Regions from separate parts of the Mus musculus genome. Here regions 1, 2, 3, 4 and 6 are each linked to region 5. Evidence: chromatin loops called from intact Hi-C (ENCODE). Cell type or tissue: heart. All regions are shown on one strand.

What was found. Hi-C counts contacts between places; a loop is a spot of excess contacts. Peaks named below come from ENCODE experiments on the same cell type or tissue, not always from the same donor. Only the 100,000 strongest peaks of a DNase experiment are listed, where the experiment ranks them.
Region 1: a loop joins it to region 5, with 2.7 times the contacts of the local background. A loop is called at or near these places in 5 of 42 quality-filtered maps.
Region 2: it touches region 5 in a loop (5-fold over the local background); 34 of 42 quality-filtered maps call a loop at or near these places.
Region 3: a loop joins it to region 5, with 6 times the contacts of the local background. A loop is called at or near these places in 5 of 42 quality-filtered maps.
Region 4: a loop joins it to region 5, with 3 times the contacts of the local background. A loop is called at or near these places in 19 of 42 quality-filtered maps.
Region 6: it touches region 5 in a loop (6-fold over the local background); 22 of 42 quality-filtered maps call a loop at or near these places.

The regions. Positions count from the first base shown.
Region 1 is chr16:11,172,407-11,177,406 of GRCm38, reverse strand. It overlaps Zc3h7a (zinc finger CCCH type containing 7 A), which reads left to right and starts at 1,066. Exons shown (of 23, transcript NM_145931.3): 1 at 1,066-1,187. In heart, a CTCF peak has its summit at 2,661 (motif pointing right); DNase peaks (open chromatin) are centred at 966, 1,696 and 2,526; H3K4me3 peaks cover 2,661 bases; H3K27ac peaks cover 2,493 bases.
Region 2 is chr16:11,321,123-11,326,122 of GRCm38, reverse strand. It overlaps Snx29 (sorting nexin 29), which reads right to left and starts at 3,219. Exons shown (of 21, transcript NM_028964.4): 1 at 3,145-3,219. The coding sequence starts at 3,151. In heart, a CTCF peak has its summit at 3,030; DNase peaks (open chromatin) are centred at 2,242 and 3,262; H3K4me3 peaks cover 2,244 bases; H3K27ac peaks cover 1,543 bases.
Region 3 is chr16:11,201,164-11,206,163 of GRCm38, reverse strand. It overlaps Rsl1d1 (ribosomal L1 domain containing 1), which reads left to right and starts at 2,872. Exons shown (of 9, transcript NM_025546.2): 1 at 2,872-3,013; 2 at 3,707-3,846; 3 at 4,734-4,869. The coding sequence starts at 2,909. 2610020C07Rik (RIKEN cDNA 2610020C07 gene) reads right to left here and starts at 2,781. Exons shown (of 3, transcript NR_038156.1): 1 at 2,417-2,781. In heart, no CTCF peak of the experiment used is centred here; a DNase peak (open chromatin) is centred at 2,853; H3K4me3 peaks cover 3,552 bases; H3K27ac peaks cover 2,072 bases.
Region 4 is chr16:11,252,070-11,257,069 of GRCm38, reverse strand. It overlaps Gspt1 (G1 to S phase transition 1), which reads left to right and starts at 2,745. Exons shown (of 15, transcript NM_146066.2): 1 at 2,745-3,427. The coding sequence starts at 3,073. LOC115488671 reads left to right here and starts at 3,434. Exons shown (of 2, transcript XM_030249388.1): 1 at 3,434-4,845. Mir1945 (microRNA 1945) reads left to right here and starts at 2,625; the gene lies at 2,625-2,702. In heart, a CTCF peak has its summit at 2,388; DNase peaks (open chromatin) are centred at 2,749 and 3,479; H3K4me3 peaks cover 3,094 bases; H3K27ac peaks cover 2,502 bases.
Region 5 is chr16:11,415,848-11,420,847 of GRCm38, reverse strand. Snx29 (sorting nexin 29) reads right to left here. Exons shown (of 21, transcript NM_028964.4): 10 at 1,950-2,025; 11 at 65-144. Among named protein-coding and RNA genes, the nearest start is that of Snx29, 95 kb to the right of the region's middle. In heart, a CTCF peak has its summit at 2,325 (motif pointing right); no DNase peak of the experiment used is centred here.
Region 6 is chr16:10,871,117-10,876,116 of GRCm38, reverse strand. No RefSeq gene overlaps it. Among named protein-coding and RNA genes, the nearest start is that of Rmi2, 39 kb to the right of the region's middle. In heart, no CTCF peak of the experiment used is centred here; a DNase peak (open chromatin) is centred at 2,296; H3K27ac peaks cover 1,019 bases; H3K27me3 peaks cover 1,449 bases.

The DNA.
Region 1 (5,000 bases), 240 kb after region 5:
CATGTACTGCTATGACAAGGGTACCCCACCATATCCAGTTTATTTGGTGCTGGAAATCAAACTCAAGGCTAGGCAAGCACTTTGACAACTAAGTTACATCCTCAACCCCTTTCACTTTTCTGCTTGTCCTTTCTATATATCCGCCCAACGGCATGAAGAAACTTTCTAAAACTGCAAATTAGACCTTGTAATTTCCATCTCAGACACTGAATTCCAAATTTCATGCAGTGGCTCATCCTCTTTGAGCTTTCTACACACACACTTTGTCTTCCCTGTCCCTCAGCAACTTAGGCTCAGGATCTTTCCCACTGCCTGGAAGCACTCTCCCTTCTACTGCCCTGACTTGGAGCACTTTTCACATCTCCAGTCGCAGGGACTCAGCCTTACATTGTTCTGTCTGGGGTAATGTACACCTGACCACTGAAACACCGGTGAATACAGCGACATATAAGTTGAGATGAAGGCCAGGGAGAACAAGAGCTTGTGTTGGCTCTGAGATCCGTCCCTACATTCATTTGCAAAAATACCGCATTTTGTTTTCAAGATGATAAAAACAGTGACTGCGAGTAGGATAGGGAATTGAGGACAAGTTCCGAAGTGACGCTCCGGCGTCCGAATGAGTTTAGGTCACCTCCCTGTTCAACGCGGGTCCCTATGCCTGTCATTCATTTGAAAGGACACGACTGTATGGCTGTTTTCAGGGTGACGGTAACAGTATCGGAATGCAAAGCAGGACGCTCAGGATAAGTTACTGCAGAGAACAGATTCCGAAGGAAGTGACACCCTGGTGCCCAGATGAATCTAGGTCTCCTTCCAGTCCTACTTTGGTATCCAAGCGGTGTGGGAGAGGGCGATGATGCTGGGCTCAAGAGCTTGCGGTCTCTCACCCCCTTCCGTGTGGCCGCCCAGGGTTCCGCCTATCGCCGCCGCTTCCGCAGCCCCGAGGCCCCGACGTGGCGCCTCCAACCCCGGGCTGACACTGGCAACGCAGCCAATGGTAGCGTTTGCGGGGCGGCGCGCGAGGCCTCCCGCCGCCAGAGGGCGCCGCCCCGAGCGTCGCGGGCTGGCAGCTGCGGTGGGTCGCCCAGGGAAGCTGCGAGACTGTGAGAGCTCTTGAGCCGGTGAACGCACATCCCGCTGTCGCCTCCGCACTCCGCGCCCCTCGGCTCCTGGGTGCCGCCCCGCAGGTGAGGGAAGGGGACGCGCGGGCGTCGCGGGCAGGGTCGCGCTCTTCCAATCGCGTGCGTGCGCCGCGTCGCTTCGTGAGCACGCGCGGCCGTTAACGGACTTCAGGCGGGGGAGGGGCGCGGACCCCCGAACCGGCTGCACGGGCTCCTCGGGAGTCGTAATCCGGGCACGCGCGGCGGCCCCTGCCACCTGGACTGCCTGGCCGACATCCACGCACTAGCTTTTGGTGGTTTAGCATTTCGTTATTCCTGGGTGCTGGGTGATCGCGGGGCGTCCGTGTTAGTAAGTGTCTCGGTTTGGGGACGCTCGCGACGCCAGCTGAGTGCGCGCTCGCCGGTGTCGGGTTCGCCCCTTGCGGGTGTTATGCGCGGCCCACCCCGCGTATGGGTGGCGACTGGCTTCCGGTGTTCGGCCGGGGTTCGGAGACTGTACGAGGGTTCTCGGTTTTCCTTTCCCCACCCTTAAAGAATGGAGACCTGTCAGTTCCCATTAGCGGGAATTTCCGGTTAGGGGTAGTCAGCGCAGGGGTGTGGTCAGGTTGGAAGGTCCTAGCTGGGCCCAAGGGGTGGTGCCTGCGCTCTGACTGGGTGAATTTATTCCGGGGTTGGGCGTTTTTTGGGTCCCCAGATGTTAAGGGATCAAAGAGGGTCATAGTGTTAGGTATTTAAGACCAAGAGGGTCTGGTGTAGACCTGCGCTGTCCGATGGTAATGTGGCCACTGGTAAAGTGGGGTGGTCGAGCACTGGAATGTGGCAAGAATTGAGATTCACTTTTGGTTTCAATTTGTTTGTTTGTTTGTATGTTTGTTTCGAGACAGAATTTCTCTGTTTAGCCTTGGCTGCCCTGGAACTTACTTTGTAGACCAGGCTGGACTTGAGCTTAGAGATCTGCTTTCCCCTACCTCCCGAATGCTGTGATTTAAAAGCCGTGCCACCACCGCCCCACTCCGGTTTCAGTTTTAAAGTCTGATTTGAAAGATTTCGTTTGGGAGGAAGAAAAAGAACGAAAAAGATCTCCTTGGTAAACTCCTATGCTTAAATCAGCCAGTGTTTAGCAAGCAGTGTGTTATATACTTGAGGTGATACCTGTTGTGGCTACGTTAGAATTAAAACAATCTGTCCAGTTTCTTTTTACTATTTTAGTATGGCCACTTCGTAATTTAAAATGGCACGTACCGCCGGTATCGTATTTCGATTGGACAATGCTCTACTGGACTGGGGGAGGGGCTGGGCGCTCTTGCCATCTGCTCTTTTCCTGCTTCTTTTGGAAGTAGCTGCTTTTCATGGAGGTCTTGAAGGAATCCAAGGCTCTCTTCACCTCCGTTGAAATGATGAGCAGAGCTGCACTGTGTGTGCGTGAGTGTATGTGTGGGTGTGGACTTGGTGTTGGTGTGGTGTTCTTCATCTTTGGACTAAATCAAGTGCATGGACAGTTTTCTCTATTGAAAAATTTCCCCTTTCTGCTCTGTTAGACCAGCAGGGTGCGCTACAGATGTGAATAAGGTTGAGTTATTGAGGTTGAAAATGTCAGTATTTGGAGTGGGGTATTATGCAAAGAACAGGTTGATCAGTGTCCTCAAGATGTACCAAAACACCCCTTCCCAGCTGTGTTCCTGTGACTTTTGGTTGGGGGTTATATTCTATATGCCTACAGGCTCTTGTCTTGTGGTTCCAAGATCTATTAGTAACAATGTTCATTTGCCAGCTGTAAGGTTTTACAGTTGTCAATATTGACTGATTTTTGAAACTGATTTGGGTGTATTCAATCCATTTGTAAATGACTGGTTGATAGTCAACTATAGAAATAGTTTGAGTAGCTAGTTAAGAAGGAGATAGAAATCAAAAACATCTTTAGACAGAATACCTCGGGAGGAAAGTTGCTTTCTAGATAATACCTTTGTGTGCTTTGTCTCAGCAAACCCACATTTTCTCCATGATCTTCAAGTGAAATGTGTTTACAGTGCCGGGTGTCAGCTGCGTGCTGTGGCCTCGGCCACTTAGAGTGAAATGGCAGGGTGCCTTGGAGCCCTGGAGTTCCCCAGCCTGGGCAGCGGTGAGGTCTCACCTCAAACAGCAAACAACAAAACAATTGGAACAAACTTCTGAGATATATAAAAATGAAGAAAAAGTGATTGGTGAGCGCTAGTTCTCCCTCCCTTCCTACACACACACACTCACACACACACACTCTTTTTGTTTTTTTGTTTTTTTTGTTTGTTTGTTTTGTTTTTGAAACACACAAACTAGGGTCATCAGGCTCGGCAGTAACGACTTAACCTGTCTTGCAACTCTGTCATAGCTTTCTCAGTGACTTCATTGATGTTAAAAAAAAAATGGGGTTGCTTAACTTTGCCAGGTTTTGCCCCAACAAGAAGTTTTGCAAGTTTGCCTTTTAATTTTACAAGTTTAGCAATGTGTTGTCTAGTTAATTTCATAACATTATGGAAGATAAGAGAGGATGTGAATTTGGAGCCAGGGGTTGCTCGAGCATGCATGGTGAGAAGGCAAGAAGTGTCAGCCTTGAGCAGGAGGGCCTCCTGAGGATCGGAGCACAAATTATCTCAGTGAAATCTTTTCTTTTGAAGAATCCCAGGTTTATAGCTGAGATGCACAGTGAGTTGCTTTGTCTGGCTGGAGGCTGCTTCCCTTATAGAATCCAGAATCTCTTGGTTGCTTCAAAGTTCCTGCTTGGGGGGTGGGGGGTGGAAGGGGGGATTTAGCTCAAACCAGGAGTTACCTTTCTGGTGCTGTTTGTTGTAGTCCTTTGCACTTTATGAACAAGACCAATGTTGTCACCAAACTGATGCTCCGGAAACTCCAGTTTCCAGGAAAGGGAGCTATCTCAAGAAGAAAGAAGCTGACTCAAGGAAGAGAGAAGCTGTTTCAGGAAGAGAGAAGCTGTTTAGCAGGGTTTGTCTACCTGGATTGCAGCGGGCAGGGTGTGGCATTTTGCCCTCTTGCCCAGGTCTGGATAAGTGAAGAGTCAGCTAATGTGCACTGTTGCAAGATGGGTTCTCAAAATGTTACTTGAACCACTTGGCTTTATTTTGTTGGGTTTTTGTTTTGTTTTGAGGCTGGGTTTCTTATGGTTTCTTATATGTAGCCCTAGTTGTCCTGGAATTTATAGATCAGGCTGGCTTCCAAATCACAGAAATCTACCTGCCCCTGCCTCTTGAGTGCTGAGACTAAAGGTGTGTGCGCCACCATCATCTGACTTGGTGGTTGTTTTAAATCAGGAAGTCTGAGGAGAGAATTGCAATTAAAAATTTTACTTGAAACTAGGGACACTTGGGCAGGGAAATGACTCAGTGGGTAAAGGTGCTTGCTGTGCAAACCTGAAGACTCAAGTTCGCCCTCCAGAACCCACATAAAGGTGGAAGGAGAGAACTGACACCATCCAGTTGTTGTTTGACTGTGTGTGTGCCATGGCACACGGGCTCACATACATAGCACATACAAAGAATGAAGCCTTAGGAACACTTTTTTAAAAAGCAAAAATACAGGCAGAGGCAGGTGGATTTCTGAGTTCGAGGCCAGCCTGGTCTACAGAGTGAGTTCCAGGACAGCCAGGGCTATACAGAGAAACCCTGTCTCGAAAAACCAAAAAAAAAAAAACCAAAAAAAAAAAAAAAGCAAAAATGCAATAATACTGGACCACATTTTCTTACATTCTTTAAAAATATCTCTTATTTATATCTTGACAATTTCATACATATATCTTGATCATATACACATCCAGAATGCTTTGCCAGTCCCATAATGGAAGTTGAGTCAGGCCCACCTGGTAGTCTGTCTGTTGGGATGCCTTGTAAA
Region 2 (5,000 bases), 95 kb after region 5:
AAGCACGAATTATCAATCCCAAGGGAGGTAGGATGGGGTCATTTTCAACCTCAGTCTTCAAGAAACAAAAGTACCTACCCTGAGCTTAGACACAGTATGAAGCACATGTTTAGCAGAGTAGGGCTGGGTCTGACCTCACACTAGCCTTTCCACCCTTCTGAATCAATGATACTATTTCAGAAAGGAATAAACTGACAGCGCACTTGGTTACAACTGAACAAAGGAGCTATATGAAACACACATTACTAAAACTCCAGATGTGGCATGCACTCGGCATTGGGGAGGGGACGGGAGGCTCCTGCCTCCAGTTGCTCTTTCCAAAAAGGCCATTTGGTCTCTTTTAAATGCTTTGTTTGGCTTGAGACCTAATGATTTTTTTGAAACTTCCCTTGAATTCTTATTACGTTTGTATTTATTTATCTTGTGGATTCATGTGCTAGCCACAGTGTTTCTGTGGAAGTTAGAAGACAACCTGCAGGAGTCAGCTCTCCTTCTATCCTATGGGTCCCAGGGCCAAACACAGGTCATTAGTTAACTACAAATGCTTGAGCCAGAGTTTTGATACTAAGTGTCTCCTTGAAAGATAAACTGGCCAATTTCCTTTGGTTTCTCAATTTCAGTTCTTCCTCTAATGAAGTAAAGGAATTTCTTCTGCAGACATCCAGGTCTATGACGAGCCCTTTGGTCACATTCAAAGGGAAAAGTTAGGATTAAGGTATCTATCTCTGGTGAGAGGACATAGGCTCAGCATACATGAGGCTCTGGATTTACCCCTTGGGATCACAAAGTATTTCAGAGTGCCTGGTTCCCACCATTGTCCCAGAGGGACTAAGATGCAAGCCTGTCCCCACTCTTCACTCAGCTTTTATGGAAAGAGTAACAATGAGCCCTGTTAAAGGACTTAACACCAATCATTTAGCTGAGCAACCAAAAGTCATTACTAATCTAGGAGGCAGATGCTATTGTGTATGCTTGCTTTGCTGCAAATTCCACCTTAGTTGCTCTAACTTACGCATCTTTAAAGGATGGAGAGGTGGCTCAGTCAGTGACGTGCTTGCTGGGGGACATACTTCTAACTCCAGGACTGGTGTGCTGAGGCAGACACAGGATGATTTCCAAGACCAGCTAAACAAAACAGTCTAGCTAGAACGGTGAGTCCTGGGGTCAGTGAGAGACCCTATCTCCACAAATAAGGAAGCAAGACAGAAAAACAGCCAGGGTTGATTGCTGGCCCTCCTACACATGTGCACATGCAAACACACCTGCACACACATACTAAATTAATTAATTAAAAGTATATTGCTGGGCTGGTGAGATGGCTCAGTGGGTAAGAGCACCTGACTGTTCTTCCGAAGGTCCAGAGTTCAAATCCCAGCAACCACATGGTGGCTCACAACCATCTGTAATGAGATCTGATGCCCTCTTCTGGAATGTCTGAAGACAGCTACAGTGTACTTACATATAATAAATAAATAAATCTTTAAAAAATTAAAAAAAAAGAAAATCCCAACTAATAACCAAAACACGAGTTTAAAAAAAAAAAAGTATATTGCTGCCGGGCGGTGGTGGCCCACACCTTTAATCCCAGCACTTGGGAGGCAGAGGCAGGCAGATTTCTGAGTTCGAGGCCAGCCTGGTCTAGAGAGTGAGTTCCAGGACAGCCAGGGATATACAGAAAAACCCTGTCTCGAAAAACCAAAAACCAAAAACCAAAAACCAAAAAAAAAAAAAAAAAAAAAAAAAAAAGCATATTGCTTTATGTGGTAGAGCCAGGATTTGAACCCAGTACATTGGGCTCCATCACCTTTTGGTGGATGCTGGCACACACGTTTTTGTTAACATTAGTGTTAAGTTAGACCCAGTAATTTGCTTTGGCAGATGAACGTAAACTGTAAAAACCCCTCCATTAGTCCCCTCAATAAGACCACAGTTCCATAAACTTTGCTCTTGAGCAACAAAAAGCATCTAACGTTTTTTTAAAGATGCACAGAAATAATTTAAAAAACAAAAAATTAAGACTGCCCTTTGCTCCTTTGCCCTAGCACCCTCTCCGCTCCATGAAACACCTGAGTGCAAGTCTAGAGACTGGGTGCAGAGACGAAAATCCAGCTGCACAGTAAGAAAAAACAGAAACTACGAGGGTAGGCGGGTCCTCCTAAGGGAATCCAGATCCCTGAGTCCAGCAGGAGAATCAACAGCCAACACAAGCCTTCCCTGAGTCACTCCCATCTCCACGCGCAACACCCAGGAATGACTTAGCACCAAAACATCAAAACATCATCAGGACTCTTCAGAGGGAGGCTTGAAGACACAGACTCCGACAAAGGGACTAAACTTCGGTATCACTGAGCACAAGCCGTCACAAGCACCTGCCTCTCACTTCCAGACTCCCCACCCGCTCCACCTCCCTGCTGGTGGTATTGGCTTGGGCAACGCTTGAGCCCCATTTAGGTTCAGCATTGGGCAAGAAGGAAAGGGCTTCAGGACACAACCGGAGACTTCAAACGATGAGCTAGAGGAAGACATGGAGAGAACTGAAGCATGAACTAACAGCCCAAATACAAAAGGCACAACCGGGAGAGGGACGCTGCGAGGCTAACTGGCCAGCTCTGGGGACACAGGTGCAGGGAAGAGGAGGGAAGAAGACAAAGCTGTCCTAACACTGAGACCTCTGGGGACCCGGAGCTGTCGCTCTGGTTTGCTGTGTGTGACAGGGGTGTCTAGAGATGCTCTTTGCCTTTGGAGAAAGAGGAGTCACTGGGTGGAAGAGACCTGGAACAGAGAATAACTAAAAACCAGGGGCTGGTAACTGGAGCTGAGTCCCAGGAGGGTCACGGGAGAAAGAGGGACTAAGGCAAGTACCAGAGATCTGAGAATCCGGGGTGCGGAAACCTGTCAAAGGGATCGGCTGTCTGGGAGGGAATTGGGAGCAAGCTCTGCTCTAGGAGTTGGCTGTCACTGGTGAGGCAGAGGGACAGGAGCGCCAGCCCCGGGATAGTGGGAGCGGTGCAGGAGACTCCGGGCCAGGGCTCCGAGCCTGCGAGCGACCCCGCGGGGGTCTGCAGCGTGTGAGCACACCGGGCCCGGAGCGTGCGGCTGCAGTGGCGCTACGGGGCGGGTGACAGCAGCGGGGCCGCCACTCACCGCTCATGTTGCTGCTCCCGGGGCCGCCGCCTGCCTTGCCGCCGCCGCCGCGTCTGCAGCCGCCGAGCTCCACACAGGCCGGGAGAACGCGCGCCCCGCCCGCTGGCCCCGCCCCGGAAGCAGTGACTCTCCTAGGGCCCGCCTCCCGACCCGGAACCAAAATACTCGGGCAAATCGACGCCCCAGGGTAGCAGGGAAGAGAACCGGCACCTCACAAAATCAATGCCTCCCAATCCCCGAGCCAAGAAAAAGACATCCATTTAGACTGAAGTTCGGACAAGGATGCGATATACGCGTACCGAGAGCTTGGAGTAGTGTGTTGCATGTCCGTCAAACCAGCACTCGGGGGAAGGCAGGTGGATCAGAAGTTCAAGGTCAACCTTGAACTACTCAATGATTTCGAGGCTAGATGGGGCTGCTTGAGACTGTCTCAAAGAGAAGAGAGAAAAAAAGAGTAATGGGCCTGCAGGGCCTGGTGGTACAGGCTTTAAATCCCAACATTCAAGAGGATAAGTCAGGAGCCTGAGCTGCAAGAATTCAAGAGCTGTGGATGGCCGGCGTGGTAACGCACGCCTTTAATCCCGGATTTCTGAGTTCGAGGCCAGCCTGGTCTACAAAGTGAGTTGCAGGACAGCCAGGGCTATACAGAGAAACCCTGACTCGAAAAAAAAAAAAAAAAAAAAAAAAAGTTTGGTAGAGAGGGCACATGCCTTGCATGCAGGAGGCCCAAGCTTCAACTCTCTGTACAAACAAAAACAAAAGGTGAATTCAAAGCCATTCTGGGTAACTTCTCAAGACTCTCGAAATAAAAAGTAAAACCGGAGTGGTAAAACCGGAGTGGTGGATATAGTTCAGTAGTTGGAGTAGCACGTGCAAGGCCCTGCAGGCAGGAGAGTTTGTACTTTCTTGATGATGGATGTGGGAATAAAAGTGCAAAGCACAGTGATGCAGTCAGAATTTGAAACTTCACTTACAATCCTGGTGTGACCATGCACACCTTTAATACCAACATTCACAGAAGAATCGAATTACTGCCTGAGGCACTTGGGAGAATTTGTGGTGGGTGTGTGTGTGTGTGTGTGTGTGTGTGAGAGAGAGAGAGAGAGAGAGAGAGAGAGAGAGAGAGAACTTTCTAGAATGAGAATGCATTGTAATGGGTCTGAGGAGAATGACAGTGGGTCAGTGGGTTAAGGGAACTACAAGAGTTGTCCAACTGACTCTAGGCAACAGTGAGAGGAAAGGTGGGTAGGTGCTGAGAGAACACAAGAGCTAAATTCACAGCAACTGTGAAATCCAGGGTTTTGCCCTATTTTAAATATGGAGTTGAAAGACTATTTTGCCTGCTGGATATGAGGCTGGAGTCACCCAGCCTGGAGAACTTAGGCTCTTGATCAGAAATAAGAAAATAATGAAGAGCTAGAAACTGTAGTAGCTCAGTGGAAGAACACATGTGTGCCATCCTGGATTTGATTCCAATAAAGAAAGGAAAGGGAGGTGACTAAACCTGCAGGCTGCCCTTTACCAGTGGTCTTAAGTCCTACAGAGGTTTCACATGGCTTCAGCTAAAATCTTCCACCTTCCACCCTGGGAGGACACAAACAGCGCTCTCTCCCCAGATGCTAGCATCTTCACGTGGAGCTCTCCAACTCCACAAATGAGGCAGACCAAGTGTGGAACAGGTCCTGCCTTCCTATAATCCCAGTCCAGAGAGAATCAAGAGCTTAAGGCTAGCCTGTAAGGAAAATGATATGTCGAAAAACCAAAAAAAAAAAAAAGAAAAGAAAAAGAAAAATGATATGTTTTGATATGTTTTGATACTTCACACATTAACAAGCCTCAAATGTCTTGTTACAGTT
Region 3 (5,000 bases), 210 kb after region 5:
GTGGGCACATCTGTGCCATGGCTCATGGGCCAGAACTCACATGTGGAAATCTGAGGGCAACTTGCAGGGGTCTGATTTCTCTATTCATGATGTAGATTCTTTGAATCAAACTCAGGTTACAGGTCTGATGGCAGGTATCTGGACCCACTGAGTCATCCCACCAAAGAACTCATTCCGGGGGGTGGGTATGGGGGACCTTTGGGATAGCATTGAAAATGTAAACGAGGAAAATACCTAATAAAAAAAAAATTAAAAAAAAAAATTAAAAAAAAAAAGAACTCATTCCAATAGCTTCCAAATCTGTTCCTTTTTCTTCATTTTTAAATCTTATTAATAATTATTAGTATTGCCCATTTGTCCAGTAATTCATGCTCAGGAATTTGTGGATTATCTAGGTTTCCATGTATCTCCAAGGCTTTATTTTGAAATGGTCTCATGTTGCTTAGACCGGCCTTAACCGTGCCAGGTGGCTAAGGCTTACGTTGAAATCCTTAATCCTATAATTCTGAGTGTTGGTGTTAGGGATGTGAGCCGCCAAGCCCACACTGCAGACTATTATTCATCAAACTGAGGGATGAAGAGAAAAGACTTACAAATAACTCTCTTTGTCTTAGAAGTATTCAATACTGAGAAAGGAAATACAAGGGCAAGCTGAGGGCATCATATGAGATCATGGTAAAAATGGTGAATGGGAGGTACAAAAGTTCAAATATTAATTATACAGTTGAATATGTGAGTGGGAGGGCTATAAATTTCTATCAAATACCTATTGATAGAGAACGGCAGCTAAAATTAGCAAAGGCTTATTTGTGTTTTATGAGAAAGCTAGGAGCAGCACAGCTAAAGGGCTCTGACTTGGAGTCTCTCTTGTGTCTACAAAGAAGGCTTTCCTTCCACCTTCATGCATGTGGTTACTAGCTGGCTGCCCACGTAGTCTCACAGCATAGCATCTGGCTTCCCTCTCTCTAGGGAGGGCCACCTTACAAATGAGTGAATGAGAGGGAGTTGTAAAGACAAAAATTACACGCCTAACAGTAATCATAAGTCTAATTTCAGAAATGACACTGAGATGAGAGTATTGTTCTGTAGCCCAGAATGTAAGTGAAGTTTGGTAACTAGGCCCCCTGTCAGTTTTAAAAGCCTATTTCTTCAATTTTGCAATTCTTTGGCTCTAGACACTTACTGTTTCCAATCGCCTCAAGGATCTATCATCTGAATTCATGGAATTTCCTTGGCTCAAAAGTCTGGTGCTTGGGGCTGGAGAGATGGTGTCAAGAGTACTGCTTGCTCTTCCAGAAGACTACAGTTTGATTCTCAGCATTCGCACGGTGGTTTCCAACCATCTGTAATTCTAGTTCTAAGAGGATCTACACTAGCACTTCCCACATGTGGTGTACAGATACACAGGCAAGTAAAACATATACATAAAATAAAAAAGCCCTACTCCCAGCACTGGGAGGCAGAGGCAGGCAGATTCCTGTGAGCTAAAGGTCAGCCTGGCCTACAAAGTGAGATCCAGGGCAGCCAGGGCTGTTACACAGAGAAACCCTGTCTCGAAAAACCAAAAACGTCTGGTTCTCAAACTTGAATACAGGCAAGAGAACACCTAAGACCACCAATGCTCTTTGGAGTGTGTTAGCCTGCATACCTCAAGCCCAGTGTAGCAAGTCACTGCAATATGTTAAAAGTCCATCTTATACTAGATTCTAAATAGCCAAGTAGAAGCAGGTGCCAAGGACTTGTATTCTACAAGTTAAATTAGGACAAGGTCCTCCCTCAACAGACACTAGCAGAGCATGGTCCCTTCACAGGAGCACTTTTGGAAGACATCTGACAATGGAGAGCATTTTATTCCCACACAGCTAGCTGAACCTGTCACTATCCTTAACATTCACATAAAAATTTCTAAATAAATTATGTAACTGTGCCGGTACAAGGTGGGGGCAGGGGACTCGCTCACTCTTGTAAATCTAGCATCTGAGACGTAGAGGAGGAGGCTCACTCGGGTAACCCTGGGTGATATAGGAAGAGTTTGACTTAAGTGGGGGCGTATTGGTGGATGCTTTTAATCCTAGCACTCTGAAACCTGAAGCAGGAGGATCTCAGTGAGTTCGAGGTCAGACCTGTCTATATAGAGTTCCAGAATAGCCAGAATTGCCATAATAGAGACCCTGTCTCAATAATAGAGACCCTGTCTCAATAATACTCTGTCTCAATAGAGGCTCTGTCTCGAACTAATCGAAAATAAAAACTGGTGGTACTATTGAGAGCTCCCTGAACTGACTGAGAACAACCTCGAATACGGGGTATTGGGCACGGTCACCACAGTGGGCATGCTTGGCAACTACTCATAGGACGTTCTGGCGTATTCTCTCCTACACTAAAGTTATCCCTTCACACTCACGCAAGGTCTTACCTGGGCCGAAGCTCCTGAGAGACCGACTCATTTTTTCGTTTCTCGCGCAGCATCCCGCGCCTAGCGTTGGCAGTTTCTCTTTATTTCCTGGGAATACCACCAATTTGGGGAAACCGACGCCTGAAGCCAGAAAGGAATGGAGGAGCCACGGCTTCCCGCTCTGCAGAAGACAGCACGGGATTGAAGAGAGGGCTTTAGTCTCTCCTTAGGGCGCTCGCTCGGTGTCCTCCGGAAGGAGCGACAGGGTTTTTCAGGCCTGCAGCCTTAGAAAGAGTCGGAGGCAAAGGAGATGCTGCCGCTAGAATAACTCTGGGCACAGTCTACGACCGCAACACCATCTACCCAAGAGGGCGGGCCCAACATCTAATTTCGCGCCTCGCCGGAAATGACGTGATACCCCTCCCCCTCGCAGTGTTACTGACTGCTTTCCGGTTCCGGGCCTCCGGGCTGCGCATGAGCTCTGACTTCTACAGGCCTTCCACACGAGGCGACATGAAGGGCTCTGCGTCCGAATCTCCCAGTGCCTCGGTCGCTGAGGCGACCACCACCGACGTGCAAGTGACCCCGACCGCTCTTTTACAGCTGGACAGAGAGCAGGCGAGTGGCTTTTGGGGACGACGATTCGGGAAGCAGGGTGGTTAGGACCCGCGTTCGGCGCAGGGTGTGGGGCGAGAGGCTGGAAATGAAGTGGGCCCGCGACCGCGTGGGCTCTCCGGAGCTCGAGGCTGGCCTCTGGGAACGCACCCAGCGGGCTCGCTCTTCTCACACTTCTGGCCTGTTTGCCTCCTGTGGAAAGCGGGCTTCTGCGCTCGGTTCTGCAGCATCACAGGTCATGTGTCCGTGCACAAAGTGTTGGTAGCAGGGCCAACGCGCCTTTCCTGACCGCTTCCTTTCTCATAGAGGGCAGGAGAAGCTTCCGAATAGTCCTCTTACGTAGAAAGGACAACCTGTAAACAGATTTTGGAAGCAAGTCCTTAGATGTTTTAGACGGGTTCTTACATTGCAATGGGTACAAATTGTAATATCCCGATACGCTGATGAAATTTGCCCAATAGAAAGAGGAGCGCCAGGCTTTGTGGCGCACGCCTTTAATCCCAGCACACGGGAGACAGGCGAATCTTTTGAATTCGACGCCAGCCTGGACTAAGTATTCCAGGTTGGCCAGAGCTATATAGGAAAACCCTCTCTTGAAACGCCCCCCGCCCCCCAAAGGAGCAAAGGAAGCAGATATGTCTGTGTGGGAGCAATTAACATAGATTGAGAAAATTAACTTATTCTCTGTCTCTGCAGATTAGAAAGGCAGTGGAAGTAATATCTAATCGCTCAAAGTCCAAAAAAAACAATAATGAATTGCTGTTGAGTGGGAGCGAAAATTTATTTTTAATGGTGATATTATGGAAAATTCCAGAGAAAGAACTTCGGGTCAAAGTGTAAGTAATTATTTATCTCTTGAGAGTTGTTTGGTTGGATTTTTTTGTTTTTTGGCTGTTTTTTTTTTTTAACATTTATTTATTTTATGTATGTGAGTATACTGTTGCTGTCTTCAAACACACCAGAAGAGGGCATCAGACCTCATTACAGATGGTTGTGAGCCACCATGTGGTTGCTAGGAATTGAACACAGGATCTCTGGAAGGGCAGTCAGTGCTCTTAACCGCTGAGCCATCTCTCCAGCCGCCCACCCCCTTTAATTTTTAAAACTCAGAGTGTGAGTGTAAGAATGTGGGCCACATGTGTCCAGTGCTTGCAGAAGCCAAAAGAGGATGTCAGACCACCTAGACTGCAGAGATAAGAGGTTGTGAGCAGCCCAGTGTTGGTACAGGTGACAGAAATCAGATCTCCTGGGAAAGCAGCAAGTGCTCTTAACTGCTGAGTGTGTACAATCCTGCATTTGGTCTCTCTAGCCCAATATTTTCTCTTTTAGAGCCAGAAGTGGCAGAGGCAGGCAGATCTCTTGAATTCGAGGCCAGCCCTATCTTCAGAGCGTATTCTAAGACAGAGAAACAATGACATGAAAACAAATAACTAAAAATATTTTTAAAGAGCATTTATTTGTGTTTGTCTGTCTGTCTGGAGTATTGGGTGCACGCATGTGGCAGTCAGTGCCATTTCTCCCTACCATGTTGGTCCTGGAGCTTGAGCTCTGGTTGTTAGGCCTGGCACTGAGCACAGGTTTTCACCCACTGATTCATCTGGCTTGCCTGCATGTATTGTATGTTCTCCTTAGCTCTCCTAGGTCAACAATGACCTTGAATGAGAGTAAGCATGTGTTGTGAATAACCCACGTACTTTCTGGCCTTTTTTGTCGTGTTTTGCAGACCTTTGCCTCATAGCATTCTCTCCGAATCCTCAGATGTATGTCTCTTCACAAAAGATGAATTCGATTCACCTGAACAGACAGAAGGTTTCTATAAAAAGCTTTTGAAAAAACACGGAGTTAACACTATCTCTCAGGTAGGTGTGCTGATGCGTTGAAGTCCTTTCAAAGACTTCATAGAAATGAAGTACGATACACTGCTGTAATTCTTGATCTTTCAGGTCTATTTTCATTGTAATTTTATTTTATTCTTTTATGGCTATGATGT
Region 4 (5,000 bases), 160 kb after region 5:
AGAGCAATGGGTGTTCTTCTAGAGGACTGGGGTTCAATACCCAGTACCTAGTTGGTGGGTCACAACATCTGTAGGTGCAATGTCCTCTTCTGGCTTCTGTGGGCACTGGGTATTCACAGACATATAAGCACTGAGACACACATTAAAAACAATAACAACAATAAACAAAGCTCGATATGGTGATGTGACTCTGTGATCCCAGCACTCCTACATCGAGGCATCACAGAAGAACGGCACAGAAGCCCTCTAGCCAGCTCGTCTGCAGGACAGGGCATTGCAAAAACAAGACCTTGCCTCAACAACATGAAAGGTGAGAATAACTCTAAAGTTGTCCTGTGATCTCCATGTGTGTGTTCTCTCTCTCTCTCTCTCTCTCTCTCTCCCACACACGTAAAGAAAATGAGTTATTGCTCTGTACTTGAAAAGTCCTAAGTGCTTATAAAGGACAGTAGTGACACTTTACACTTACTGCCTGCATTTACTTGTTTAGCTTTATGCTAGGTGGTAGGAACCAAGAACAGTCTTCAAGTTGCTCACTTTTAGCACAACAGCGGTGTTTGTTGACAGACTCTCATTTTCTTGTTGAAGCTTGCACAGGTAGGTCAATGCCTTTGAAAACCAAAGAAAGTCAGAGTTGTGGTATATCTCTATAATTCCAACACTGGGGGTTGCAGACATTGATCCCAGATTAAATAATGGCTAATCTTGAATTTATAGGGATCCTCCTTGTTTACAGGATTGAGCCAACACACTTGGCTGATCAAAGGCTTTTCCAAACGACACTTTTCTGACACTGTCTCTAGAAAAAGCACCATGAACAAAGAAACTGTTCATTCAACTAGCTGTGAAGAGCTAACATTCTCAGAGTGTGAACACCCGGAGCCCTAGGGGTTGGCTCTATCCAGTGATAGGCTGTGGTGAGCTAGTTCAGTCAGCCGCATGCAGATGTTGAGCTGTCTTTGGAGTGGGCTGGGGCTTGCAGATCTCCCATGAGGTATGAATTTATTAGAGACAGATTTAAAGATGAAAACTGTGGTGCTGTACAGGTTCCAGCAGTTTCAACTAGATGATCTTGAGTCCAAGTCAGTCTGGATCACACAAAGAGGACATCTTAAAACACATGCAAGAAAAAAAAAGTCATTTACAAAAAACCAGTTCAAGCTGAGCTTGGTGGTAGACAGGCAGAGAGTTCCAGCACTTGGAAAGTAAGATAAAAGGACTGGAGTTCAGGGCCAGCCTGGGCTTCATTTGTCTCTGCTTAACCAACCAACCAACCAGCCAACCAACCGACCAAAACCTAACTAACCAACCACAAAAAGAAGAAAAAAAGAGCTAGTTTGAAGCCTTGCTTTAAAAAGTAATTGACAAAGCCGGGCATTGGTGGTGCTGGCCTTTAATCCCAGCACTTGGAAGGCAGAGGCAGGTGGATTTCTGAGTTCGAGGCCAACCTGGTCTACAGAGTGAGTTCCAGGACAGCCATGGCTATACAGAGAAACCCTGTCTCGAAAAACCAAAAAACCCAACAAAACAAAAACAAAACAAACAAAAAATTATTGACAACTTTGTCTATTACCTCTCTCGTTAGGCCAAATTCTCACTTTTTATTATACAAATGTTTAAAGTCAGCATTCCAATTTAGATATCTTAGATCCAGATTTAAAAAAAAAAAAAACTCGTTGTTTGAACATTTTGAATATGTTACTCTGTAATTTCCAAGTAGGTTAGTTGCATTCTGTCTAGACTCTTTTCAGAGCAAGTAAAATTAAGAGTATACTTTTCTTTGTCTTGGTCTCCATGGGTGAATTACAGGAGCATTTAACAGGTATTTAGAACAGGTATTCCTACTTCGTGCAGTAAAAAATAAAGGTGAATTTTATTTTTTCTTGCTTGTCACTTACCCCACAATTACTAAAATGCAACTTGAAAGTGTGAGATGCCCTCATTATTAAAGGACTGTAAGAATAGCTGACAGATGCGGCCTTTCAAAAGAACAGCACTTTACCTAATGGCAGCTAAGGAACTGGAAGCACCAAAATAGCCACTATTAGGTACCGCTGGGTACACTAAAAAATATGGCAATCCCGATTAATTTGTAAATCTCCTGGCAGGGAGGATGAAAGGACGAAAAAACATTTTAGGTGCGGGCTTTTAATGACTAGTCAAACATAACATGAGTCACTGAAATTTTCCAGTTAAGGATCCTTTTGCCGGACATCCTTGGACCTTTATGAGCCACACGCAGTTTCAGCTGTAACATCTCATGGTTTTACTGCCTCTTCCAAAAATGAATACATAAAAGGAAAGACGCCTCCCGCCGGCTTTGAAATGTAGGGCAAACTCTGGCTGCGGGTGGAGAGAAAGAGAATAAGGTATATAGACTGGGAGACAGAAAAGGCGCCGAAAAGGGAGAAGAAAAAAAAATTCCTCTAGGTTAGGCCTGCGGACCGGGTGTTCTCACAGGCTAGGGTGGATCGTCGCCTCGTGCGGAAGGGCTCGGCCCACCGTCTTGCCCTAGCCGAGTAGAGCCTACCCCTACCCCCACCCTGCGACAGATGGGCCACCAGACTTCTGCCTCCTCGCGCTGCCTGCCGGGAGTTCCAGCCGCTTCCGGTGACGCTTGAGCGCTGAACTCCGACTCCCGTCAGCCCCCGAGAAAACCGCACCGGGTCTTCGCGGGTACTGTCGGGACTTGTAGTTTAGCTATCGGCCGCGCTTCGTAGGCGGAAACGCGGGCGGACACAGACGGGAACTACCGAGGCGAAGGTACGGGTGGTAGCGAGAGGTCAATTCTCTCCAAACGTGGGGTTGGCGGTGAGGCCGGCGGCGGTAGTTGGGGTTGGGTGGGAGGAGATCCTTTCGCACACACGAGGAGGGTTGAGCCGCTGTCGACCTGGTCTCGAGTGTACTGTCTGGACTGTAGCTGCTGCCCAGGACGCCGGCGAGTGAGTCATTGACTGTCAGCTCCCCAGTCTTGCCGTCCTCCCCGGGTCAGCGCGGCCTGCTCCTCCCCGGTCGGCCGCCCCCGCCTCCATTTCCCGCCCTCTCTTCACCACACACACGGCCCCCCCGATCATGGATCCTAGCAGCGGCGGTGGCGGCGGTGGCGGCGGCGGCGGGAGCAGCAGCAGCAGCGACTCTGCGCCCGACTGCTGGGACCAGACGGATATGGAGGCCCCCGGGCCCGGGCCTTGCGGCGGCGGCGGGAGCGGCAGCGGCTCCATGGCCGCGGTGGCCGAGGCCCAGCGTGAGAACCTCAGCGCGGCTTTCAGCCGGCAACTCAACGTCAACGCCAAGCCTTTCGTCCCCAACGTCCACGCCGCTGAATTCGTGCCGTCCTTCCTGCGGGGTCCGGCCCAGCCGCCGCTATCCCCAGCTGGCGCAGCCGGAGGCGACCACGGAGCAGGCAGCGGCGCGGGAGGCCCTTCGGGTAAGTTGCCGGGCTGGATATCCCCAAGGCACGGGCGGCGGCCTGGGGCCGGAGTTCCGCGGTGGGCTGGGTGGAGAGGACGGGAGGCCGGCCGGCCCGCACGTGGGGCGCTGACAGCGGCGCCGGCTGGTCTGGGTGGGGCGCCTCCAGTCTGGGAGCTGCTTGGCTTGGGGCGCCTGGGCCAGGAGGAGCAGAGACCAGGGGACCCGGGGGCGATTGCCCCGCCGCGGAAGGCCGCACGCGGTTCACCCCTAGGCATAGGAACTGTATGGGACCCTGCCAGCCCTGGGCCAGTCAGTGCCACGAGGCCCAGAAGTGGGGACTGATAGGGCTTGAAGTCCGGCAGGAGGAGGGTGTGAAAGTCTAGGGTTTGGGGGACAGGACTTGTCTCTTCGCTGGCCCAGAGAGCTGCTCCTACTGTAGTTTCTACGTTTGGAACTGTAATTGCGTTTTAAGTATCGGTGGCACTAAAGCGACCTGAAGGAATCCCAAGATGCATTGCAGGCTTGTGATCCGCCAGAAACTGTTGGCTGTCAATACAAAGACCTTTTTTCACCCTTAACATTTTGAATACTTGAAAAGTTTTTTAAATGTCACAAGGATTCCTCAGTACTAACATGTGGTAGTAAACCTCATTGATTTATGTGCGGTTTTAAGCGGGATTTAAGACTTTTTCTGAATGGCGTGTAGACTTTTAATTGTTTTAAAAGTATGGCCCTTATAAGGGTTGCTTATAAAAGCTTAGTTTGCGTTCGTGTATTAGTCTAGTCTGTTACTTAAATACTTCTGATAACTTAATATTTGTCACATAAAGTAGCTACTAAATACACTTTCTGTCGTTTCAAACTGCAGTCTTTAAACACCTTTTTACAAACGGGCTGTATGTTTGGTAGCCTGCTTTCAGGTACAGATTTTGTAGCAATGCTGTTGAGTGAACTTAAGTATTGCCTTCATGCTGATGCTTTTTTTTTAAATTAGGTATTTATTTCATTTACATTTCCAATGCTATCCCAAAAGTCCCCCACACGCTCCCCCACCCATGACGATGCTTTTTTGAGTAAATATGGTATTGTCCTAAAGAAAAAAAGAAAGAAAGAAAGAAACGGGAAGGGAAAAGGCCGAGACTTTGATTATTTAGCAGGGACATTGGTGGGGCAGATAATTTGAGCTTATTTCAAGTGAGAGTATGTTTTAAGTTCTGGACTTAGGCCTGGTGTGGTGGTACACTAACTAGTTAATGCCTATAGAGTCCCAGAACTCTGGAGGCTGAGGTAGGAGAATGCTTGGAAAAAGCAGAGAAAACAAATGGCATTATCACCTCGCTGCCCTCCCAGGTGAGGTTGCAACCCTGGAACTCAGGAAGTGAGGGCAGCAAGATCTTTAGGTGAAGGCTACCGGGACTGTCTGGCAAATAATAAGTAAGTAAGTAAATAAATAAATAAATAAATACGTTCTTGGAATTTAGTTTCTTGGGAAACGTGCTTCACTTTGCTTTTTAGAAGTGAGAGGGTGTTGGACTGTTCAGGGAAATGCTTTTGTGAGGAGCTGGGTCTGTATTAGAGTGGGTTTTGGG
Region 5 (5,000 bases):
ACACCTGCACAGGATAAGCACAGGTGCCCTGCTGGCACACATGCCAGCCTCTGAGAGTACTTACGGACTGTCATGGACTCAGGCACTGAGGCAGAAGGTAGCAAGCTGCTCAGAGGACTTCCTTGGCCTGGAGAACTGGCTTCCCTACTGGGAGGAAGTAGACAGAAGGAAGTTACACTCATCCCAAAATGCAACTTCAGTGTTCACAACACTCTCAGGCAAAACGTTTCCCCAGGAATCTACTGGAAAAACAATGAAGCTGCTCAGCAGATGTCTGAAATTTACTGGTAACTCCAAAACCAATCCAAACACCCTCTGGAAGCCGCTCACTCACGAGGGAAGAGTTAGTCACTCAGTGGGCATGTGTGCAGCTGGGTCAGACAGGAAACCACTGCCTTCCTCTTCCAACTCGTGTACACACGCGTGAACACACGTCCTTTCAGTAGTCTACTTTGTCACATTCTTATGGTTTGTATTGTCACTTTCCCTAGTTAGAATAGTCTCCAGGTCCATGTTCCCAGTACAAGGGCCCCACATATTATGTAAGCTTCATTCAGACAAGCATGAAATATCACTGTCCAATGTCAACAAGTCAACAGTGTTTGTTTCTGATGGTCTCTCATGGATCCTGGGCTGGAATTTTCTATGTGACTGTCTTAGTCAGGGTTTCTATTCCTGGACAAAATATCATGACCAAGAAGCAAGTTGGGGAGGAAAGGGTTTATTCAGCTTACACCTCCAAACCACTGTTCATAGCCAAGGAAGTCAGGGCTGGAACTCAAGCAGGTCAGGAAGCAGGAGCTGATGCAGAGGCCATGGAGGGATGTTCTTTACTGGCTTGCTTCCCCTGGCTTGCTCAGCCTGCTCTCTTATAGAGCCAAGACTACCAGCCCAGAGATGGTCCCACCCACAAGGGGCCTTTCCCCCTTGATCACTAATTGAGAAAATGCCTTACAGTTGGATCTCATGGAGGCATTTTCTCAACTGAAGCTCCTTTCTCTGTGATAATCCAGCTGTGTCAAGTCGACACAAAACTAGCCAGTACAGTGACCAAAGATGATTTTGAACTTCTGATCCTTCTGTCTTCGCTTCCCAAGTTTTATATGGTGCTGGGGATCAAACCCAGAGCTCTATGCATGCTATGCAAGCATTCTCCTACAGCTGAGCTACATCTCTTGTAGATTCTAAACAAGATGCCTTTAAATGAGGACACACAGAGAGGCAGGTTATGCATTATCAGTGAATATAGAAATGCCATAACAACAGGTTCCAGCATCCCCCTGTAAGCAGGCTGGTGCTCAGAGAGGCTCAGAGAGCATAATGCGGGCAGGTAACTGGACTGCATGCATATCTACAATCAATTTCTAATGTGAATAATAGCACTGGCTTGTCCATACGCAGCAGGAGACCCCAAGGCCAGGGCTTGCATTCCTTGATCACTGTTGCATTTGGAAAAGGCTCAAAAACACAAGAAGAAAGGAATCAGAATTCCGGAAGGGTGCAGGGACACCATCCTTTATGAGGCAGGGCTCAGTGGTATCAGCCCCTTCATGGTGTATCATTTTCAGAATCCTATCTGTTCTGGGTGACAAAACACCAAGCAAGGTGTGGGGCAGCAAGGACCCCCTTACCTTGAAGCTAAGTCAAGTACACAGATGGCTAACTTCAAGACACCAAATTAAAATTGTGAAGAGAGAGGAGGAAATAAGAGCAACAGAGATGAGGTGATATTTGGGAGACCAGGGCAATGTTCCCTGCGAGCAACAGGTACACTGGCAACTTAGTTTTCTGGATTTTTTTTTTCTATTTCTTCGATCTGAGCACAAACGTGAGATTGGGCCTCAGTCTTCAACTCCAACAGGTACCACCTGTCTCCAAATGAAAATACAAGGCAGAGAGGTAAACAGCATGGCCCAATCCACTGATGGGCTTGGTGTCCTGATACTGACCTGTACCGAAGGCCAGGCTCTGGGATTATATGGTTTTCTGTTCCTGTTCCATTCTCCAGACTTCCCACAGGGGCATCTGCAGAAGTCACACAGAGAATGAGGCTTTACTTTCAACTCCATTTCTCCTTACCATGTGCTCAGCTGGCCTATTAGCTACCTTTAAACTCTTCCCACCCACATACAGGCTTCATGTACTACCCATTTCTTTTGAACAGGCATCATTAAGACTCGTTTCTAGTTGCTGCATGTGCCTTTTTTATTTAAAATAAAACAAAACAAAACCTTGAAGCAAGGGAAGTTATTTCCAAAGTCCATAATCTAGGGCCCACAGCAGAATCGGGGTTTTTGATAAATGAATTGCGCCTGCTTGTAGTGGACACTAGAGGGCAGCAGCACCTCACGATTGGCGAAGTCTGACACTGTACTAAGCCAAAAGTCACTAAGCATTTGGGAAAGGAAGTGAGGCCATGAATCTCTAGAATAGGCAAAGAACGTTCCTGATTGCTGCAGGTGCATTAGCTGATGCTCAGGCCTTCTTCCAGGAAAAGAGTGCAGACCCGTAGACCTGGGGCTAAATGTCCAGGAAGACTGTATCGCTCAGGGGAACCCTTGCTCATTCATGAAACTCTTGAGTCAGGCAAAGGAGCCAGAGACAGAGCAACCCTCTGGGCCTCTGCTTCTGCCTCTGCTAGGCTTAAGGGATGTGAGCCTGGAGAAGACAAATCCCTTCTCACCGTTGGCTGCACATCCCAGCCAACTCCCGCTGGCTCCAGTAACCCAATGGCACCATGAGCCTGGTTTCCATCTGTGAGGCATCAGCTGGGAAATCAGGTGACTAGCTCTCCTGTCCTTACTACCTAGTAGTGAGGCTAACGGGTGCAGATGCTGCTGGCTACCGTGCAAGGCCCTGCTCCTCTCCTGCAGTCCAGCCAGGCAGCCTCTCTGTGCCTTGCTTCCCGTTTTGCTGTGCTTTGCTCTGCTCTATTCGGCTGGCCTCTAACTCAAGCTTCTCCTGCCTCCTCCTTCTGACTGCGGGAATCACAAGCACGTGCCTATCAGACTTGTCTGGCCTATGTAAAACATTTTCACAATTATATGACATAATTAAATTTGATATTGTTGTGGTTTTGAGACAAGATTTCACTCTGTAGCTTGGGCTGGACTCAAATTTGTAACAGTCCTTGCCTCCACCTCCTGAGGCCGGGGATTACATATGTGAACCACCAATGACTCTTTGGCCCCTGTGCCTCTAGGTAACCCTACAAAGTCTAATGTATACTTTTACCTCTCAAAATGACAACTCTCAAACTCCCTCATTCAGCTGAAACCCCAGCCCTGCATCTTGCCTCGTCAGGAAGTTCTACTGAGACCTCCCTGGGCCCAGCAGCCACCTGCATTTTCAGAACCCCTGGGCTTTATTTCTGGACTCTCAGCTCAGGGGCACCTGCCCTCCACCCACCACAGAGCCAGGCGAATCAGTTAAGCTTACACTTCCTGGCAAAGGCCCATGTTTAATCCCTAGTTCATGGTGCCACAGCAGGACTCTAAGAGGCAGAGCCTGGTTCACTGGAGGACGTGGCCTTGAAGAATCAGATAGTGGGACCCAGGTCCCTTCCTAGCTCTCTGCATTTCCTGGCCACCATGAGGTAAGCAGTATCCTCCATCTTGCATTTCCAAACATGATGCTCTGCCTCACCACAAGCCCAAGACAATGTAGCAACTAAACATGGAATGAAATCTCTGAGTTTATGAGGCAAAATAACCCCTTTCTCCCTATAAGTTGATTGTCCCAGTATTGTTTGTTACAGTAACAGAAACTGACAAACACAATATCCAAAATCTCCATGTCACTAAATTGCCCCTCACTCTGCTCCTGTGCTCATTTCTGGTTAGAAGCATCTAAGGATCCTTCAGGAGGCTCCCTCAGTTCAGTAATCCTCAGTGCTGAAAAACTCAGCCACATCTGAGTCCAACACCATGCATGACTGGAATAAAGGTCATTCCAGACTTGGCCCCTCTCTGTGACTGGCAGACATACACACACACGGCCGGCACTGTGGTGGGGCAGATGCACCGGCACACAGAACATGAACAGCCACTGGCATCTTTTATTATATGTATGGTGATGGGATAGAACACAGGAGCTGGGAAATGCTCTACCACTGGGTTCTGCCCCAAGTCTGTATTATCTTCACTTCACAGATGAAGACACAGACCCCAAGGGCTTAACTGACTTCCCAGGATCATGGAGTTGGTAAGGGAAGCATCTACTCAGCACTGAGCTGAGCCCCCTCACTTCAGCAGGCAGGCTCACTAAAGTACATGTTTACCCCTCTGACCTCCTGGCTCTCCTGCCTCCGTCTGCCCCGTGTCCTGTGTGGGTACCACTCTCCCAACACTATGCATCCTTGCCCTGCAGCATCTCTCCACCATCTGCAACATCCGCTCATCCACTCGATAGGAGTTTACTTATGGTGCCAACTATGGACTCAGAACTGACCAGTGTCAAACTCGGTTACACTGGAAGACAGGCATGGTCTTGTACTTGTGAACCTTACAGATTAGAAAGGACAGGCACTGTCTAGTTATACACAATATCTCCATCAGTTCAATGAAGGCAGCTTTTCAGGGTTATACCGTGCGGGACACGAAGCCTGACTTGTACAAGAAGGTAGCAGTTAAAAAAATAAAAAGGCATTTTTTAAAAAAGTGTTATTAGTCAAGAAAGCTATGTGTTCTAGTTCCATAACTCAGATGACAGAGGCAGGAGGAGTGCGACAAGTTAAGGTCAGCCTGGTCTACATTATGAGTTCCAGGCCAGCCAGGGATATATAGCAAGGCCATGTCTCAAAAAAAAAAAAAAAAAAAAGGTGACATCTAAGCTACAACCTGAGGGATGACCTCAGGTACAGAAGGTGGGGAAGCGAGCTAGAGAAGCAGAAGCAGGTGGATACGGGGCAGGGACGTTGTGAGTGAGAAGGAGTAAGGCTGCCACTGCTTGGAGGTTGCTTAATGTAACAACAGCAAAGGGAGAGGTGCAGAAGGAGAGCC
Region 6 (5,000 bases), 540 kb after region 5:
AAGAGGCTGGAAGGTGGGTGGGGGAGGACACCTGGGACCAGAAGGGACAGCTGACATCCTGTCATCAAGGAGTGGGAGCTTTCTCAGTATCCCAGTAGGGACACCTACCTACAAAGAGGAGCAGAAGTCTCTAGCCTCCATTTTCTTACAGGGGAAGATGAAGGCAGGCAAAGTCTTGCCAGCTTCTCCCCTCTGAGGTGATGACAGCCTCTCCTCTGCTCATCCCTCATACAGGTTCAGCCATCCTGGGACTCTGAAGATCGCCTGGGCTGGAAAGTCCTCTATGCACCGTGTGGCCTGGGATGGCTGCCTAGCTGCCTAGGTCAGGTAGGTACTGGCTCACTGGTGAGCTCTTGCCTGGGATCCTTTGCGCCCAGCAGGCTTTTGTTTAACTTCCGGTTCTTGTCAGCTTCAAGGAACCTGGAGCCTGGCCCCACCGCAGGCCTGTGGGGCCCTGACTCAGACCCTGGGCATATTTAGTGAGCAGTTTGATCTCTGCTGGGGCCGATACCAACTACAGCAGAATGGGACCTATGAGGTGACACCCAGGGAGTCAGGCTCAAGGCAGGTCCCTAGGGGGTAAAGCCCCCTAGGGAAGTACCAAGCTGAAGGCCGTGTAGATCTGGGTTCAAGTGCTGGCTATGCCATGGGTCCTAGGCCACTCATTCCACAGGGTGCTTCGTCTGAAATGGGTATGATAGTCATGTGACCCACCGGGAAGTAGGTCAACACTCAGGTTAGAGGAGCTGATGCCACTAGGGACCTGCTAGACATTGGGCGGGAGGTGGGGGAGGGCTCACCTTTCCAGAAAGGGCAGGGCTCAGAACCTCCCACTTAACCAGGGTTTCTGGGGGGGGGGGGGACTAAGCGCCGATCATCAGAGTGCAAGACAAAAGCCAGACAGCACTGAAATGGGGACAGCTGTCTCTGAGAGCACACTACCTTCAGTCCTCTGCACCCCACCCCTTCTGAGACCCTGAACTGGAGTTGCAGGTCCTTGGCCTCTGTGTGATTGACAATCACTTGTGGAGGCTGTGGTCACCCTGTTGGATGTGATAAACGCCCATGTCACTACCCACCATTCCAGAAGGACAAGGTCCACACAGAGGTCACACTTAAGCACATCCTCTCGGCCCCGTGCCCAGCCCAGCTTCCTGTGCCCAGCTGGGCTAGTAGAGGCTGACTACGTGCACAAGTTACACCACATTTTCCACCTGGGGCTTTGCAACTTGCCCAGGGTGAGTCTGGTGAGAAGGATGGGGTGCAGGAGAACTGGGGGCCCTGAGGAGGCAGAGCTGGGACAGGCAGAGCTGTCATGGTGGTTCTCTGCCTACCATCTGCATGGCACCTCAGTGAGAGAAGGAAGATGTATGTAGGGGTGGTCATGGTGTTTTGGAAGATGTGACAGGAATGTGTCACGAAGGGTGTCACCACAGCCACTGCTGAGGCACATGAGACCCTTAACTGCCACTACCCTGGGCTTGTTGTCTGAGTCCCCGCCATTCCCGGGTTCCTTTCCTGTCCTTCCACCTACCCACCCATCCACACACACCTTCCTCCCTTCCCACCCCACACTCCTGCAACCATCTACCCCCCACCCATTCACCTACCCACCTCTTCATTCCTCCCTCGAAGGGGCCACAGACTCTTCTGTCAGGGCCAGGCAAAGTATTTAAAATTTAGCAAGCCATCACGTCTCTTGTTAGTCTTGTTCACTCCACTGTACCATGAAAGCAGTGTCTCTGGGTTGAGGGGGAGGTAAGGCAGGTGCTGCTCTGCTGTTTGGAAGTGGAGGAAAACAGGGAAGACCTAAGTAGTAAGATTAGGACCTGGGGGATGCTGGGAAGTATGGGAACAGGGCACCTGCAGATAGTACATGAGCAAGCACCTGCACAGGGCGTGCATCCCTGTTTAAGAAGCTTTGGTGGACAAGGGTTGTGGGTGGGGCAATAGAGCCTGCCACCCCCACAGCCTGCTACAGCAATTCAGGTGGGAGGGATCACAGCCGGGGCCAGGGGCCAGTGGGAACCAAACCATTTCCCCATGTGTCTCCCGACCTCTGGAACCTCTGCTGTCTTTCCTTAGGGCCTCTCATTCTCTGGGGAGCACTGTGTGGACCAGGGTGCACTCCTGCTGCGTTCTCAATATCAGCTGGGTCTTGCTCCAGAGCCCGACCAGGGTCTGTGTTTTAGCCTAACCATACACCAACCACAGTCGACCTAATGCACCCGACTTCTCTGGGCAGCTGGAGGTACATGCCCAATTTCTCTGGTTTCCATGCCAGAAGCCCCACTGACTGGGCAACCGTGCCACCTAGTGGTCATTTGTGGAACTTCATGCATACAACCTGGTGGTCCAGGACTTCCTTTCTGGGAAGACTTACTGTCCAGGCCCACTGAGTGGCTCCTCTATCACTCCATGGTTCTGCTCTTCCTATAACCAAGAGATGGCTTCTATTTTGCTCAAATATGATGAGGTTTGTGTACCACTCGGGGCTCTCTAGAGGAACAAAACCGATAGAATGGATAATACATAGAGAAGGGGGATTTATTAGAGTGGCTTATAGGCTGTGGTTCTGCTAGTCCAACAATGGTTGTCTAGGAATGGAAGATCCAAAACTTCAGTAGCTGCTCAGTTCACAAGGCTGGATGTCTCATCTGGTCTTCAGGATACACCAGAATCTCTAATGCCAGCGAGAGTGAGGGCAAGAAGGCAGAGTGAGAGCTTCCGTGTGCTAATACCGACTGCCCCAGAAGGCATGGCTCAGATGAAGGAGGGATTTTCCCTCCTCAAGAAGATTTGGATTAACATGGATCTTCCTGGCCAAGCTTGGTAACGAAAGCCCTCTAGGCAGAGGCAGGCTTGTCTACATAATCAAGTCCAAGACAGCCAGGGCTACACAGAGAGAAACACACACACACACACACACACACACGACCTTTAAAAACCAACCAACCACCTCACAGGTGCACCCAGCCAACCAGTTGGGTTTTAGTTCCAGATGTAGTCAAGTTGACAATCAGGCCAGGGCCATTTCTATTTAATATGCTGTCTCTGTGCCTGCCACGTCTTAACCTGCAAGCAGGCTCTGCCTTAGCATCTCTAAACAGAAGCTCGATACAACTTCCTGGAATCAGAGACAGAAAGGCCTGAGGCCACACACCCTGGCAGGTACCCAGGATGCCATACCATGGCCTGTAGGTTCTTGTTCTCTGGTCATAACTAGCTGAAGCTGAATTGAAGGCAGGATCTTCAGGCCACTGCCACTGCTAGTTTCAAGTGGCTACTGATTGGCCTTGGCTGTGGTGCTGCCCCACAGTCCTTGCCCCAGGCCCCAGTCTTTGCTGCCCCTAGCAATGCAGCACTTCACACTCACGTTCTACTCTAACCCACTGTGGCCTCCTCTTTCCTTGACCACCTCTGGAAAGACATCAGAGTCTGACGGTTGCAGTTCAACTCCTAGGACTCCAGAGAACCTTTGATTTCTGCCGAGCTTTGAGAGCCGCTGGTCCATGTCATTTTATAGCTACAAGCGGAGGCATAGTCAAGGTCGCCCAGCTTGTCAGCTGCAGGATCTAGCCTAGAATACAGGGCCCTTGGACAGGGCAGCTGTGGCTCCCTTCTCCAAAATCCTCCACCAGTCACTTCGTCTTCTTCAATGGTCCTCATTCCCTGGGACCCTTGAAGCATTTGACACTGATCCAGTTCATGCAACAACCATTTGTCCTGTTTTTCCTCCCTCAAGGCGGGAGTGCTTACAAGGATTTGGGTAAACTCAATGACCACATGTGACCCGCACAGGCCCATTGAACTTACTATGGTCTTTGCAGTGATTTCCATGGAACTTAGGAGACCCAGGCTGCAGGAGAAACACTTGGGCCCTGGGAACTGTCTAAGGAAAGATGCCTGGGGTCCCCACACCAATGGCATCTGCCTGAGGACTGAGCAGAGCCTTGAGTTCTAAGCTTTCTGGGCAGTGTGTTGCTGGGAACTCATCTACAATGTGGGCTTTGCTATGCTTTGCTGTACATGTGGGATTCTGAGCCATGTGGCAGGGGTAGAGGGCAGGGAGCTAGTGCTCCCTGGAGGAATGGGCATTTTCCTATCCCTTCTCTATGATTCAGCCTTAGTCCTTCCTCACCCTGGGGCAGGCAGATGCCAGAGACCAGAGCAGCACCAGCAGTCAGGCCCACTCAGGTCTCTATTATCTGGTTCATAGCTCCAACGCCCTAGGGCTCAGCAGCTCAGCTTGCTGGGTCACATCTCTGCCTCAGCTTCCAGAAGCCTGGTCCAGCTGGAAGGAAATATGGAGAAGGAGAAACGAAGACTGTTGATGTCCCAGGCCCTGCGCTGTCTTCAGGCTTCTGCTGCCCATAGGAAAGGTAAGTTCAAGGTGACAGTCCCCAAGTCAGCTGTCCAAAGGAGAACAGGGGATCCCTATTCCTATCCTGTTGAGAGCTTAGAAGCACAGAATCACCCCAAATTTGGGGTAAATTTCCTGTCGACACCTGTACTGACTTTGCTAGGTCAGGTGATGCTGCAGGGGGGTTGGGGGAGTAGGGGTTTGGGGTTGGGGGAGGGAATCTGGCTGGGCCTCCCATCCCAGAGGTGGGTGTGAAGTGGGGGCTTCAACTATTCCAGGAGACAGGACTACTAAGGTAGTACAACTCAAGGCTCTTAAACCCTAATATCTTAAGGTTTTGTGTAGGGCACTGGTGTAGGCAGACAGAGACGGCATGGATGCAACCTTGGTCCCTTCCTGGCTCCAGGGGGCAGAGAAGAGAGTGTGACACTACGGGTGTGTGCCCACAGGAGAGCCATGGAGGTGGAGGCCCTGCTCTTGTGCAGCAGTCCGCCCAGCCACTGAGGCGCCTGACCCTTCAGGCAGCTAACCAGAGCCTCCTCCTAGTTGTACAAGGTTGTCAAGGGGCCCTGCTGAGCCATCTGGAGTTAAGCTGTTGGCCAAGAGCCCAGAGCCCTTGAGTGAACAATGCCCAGAA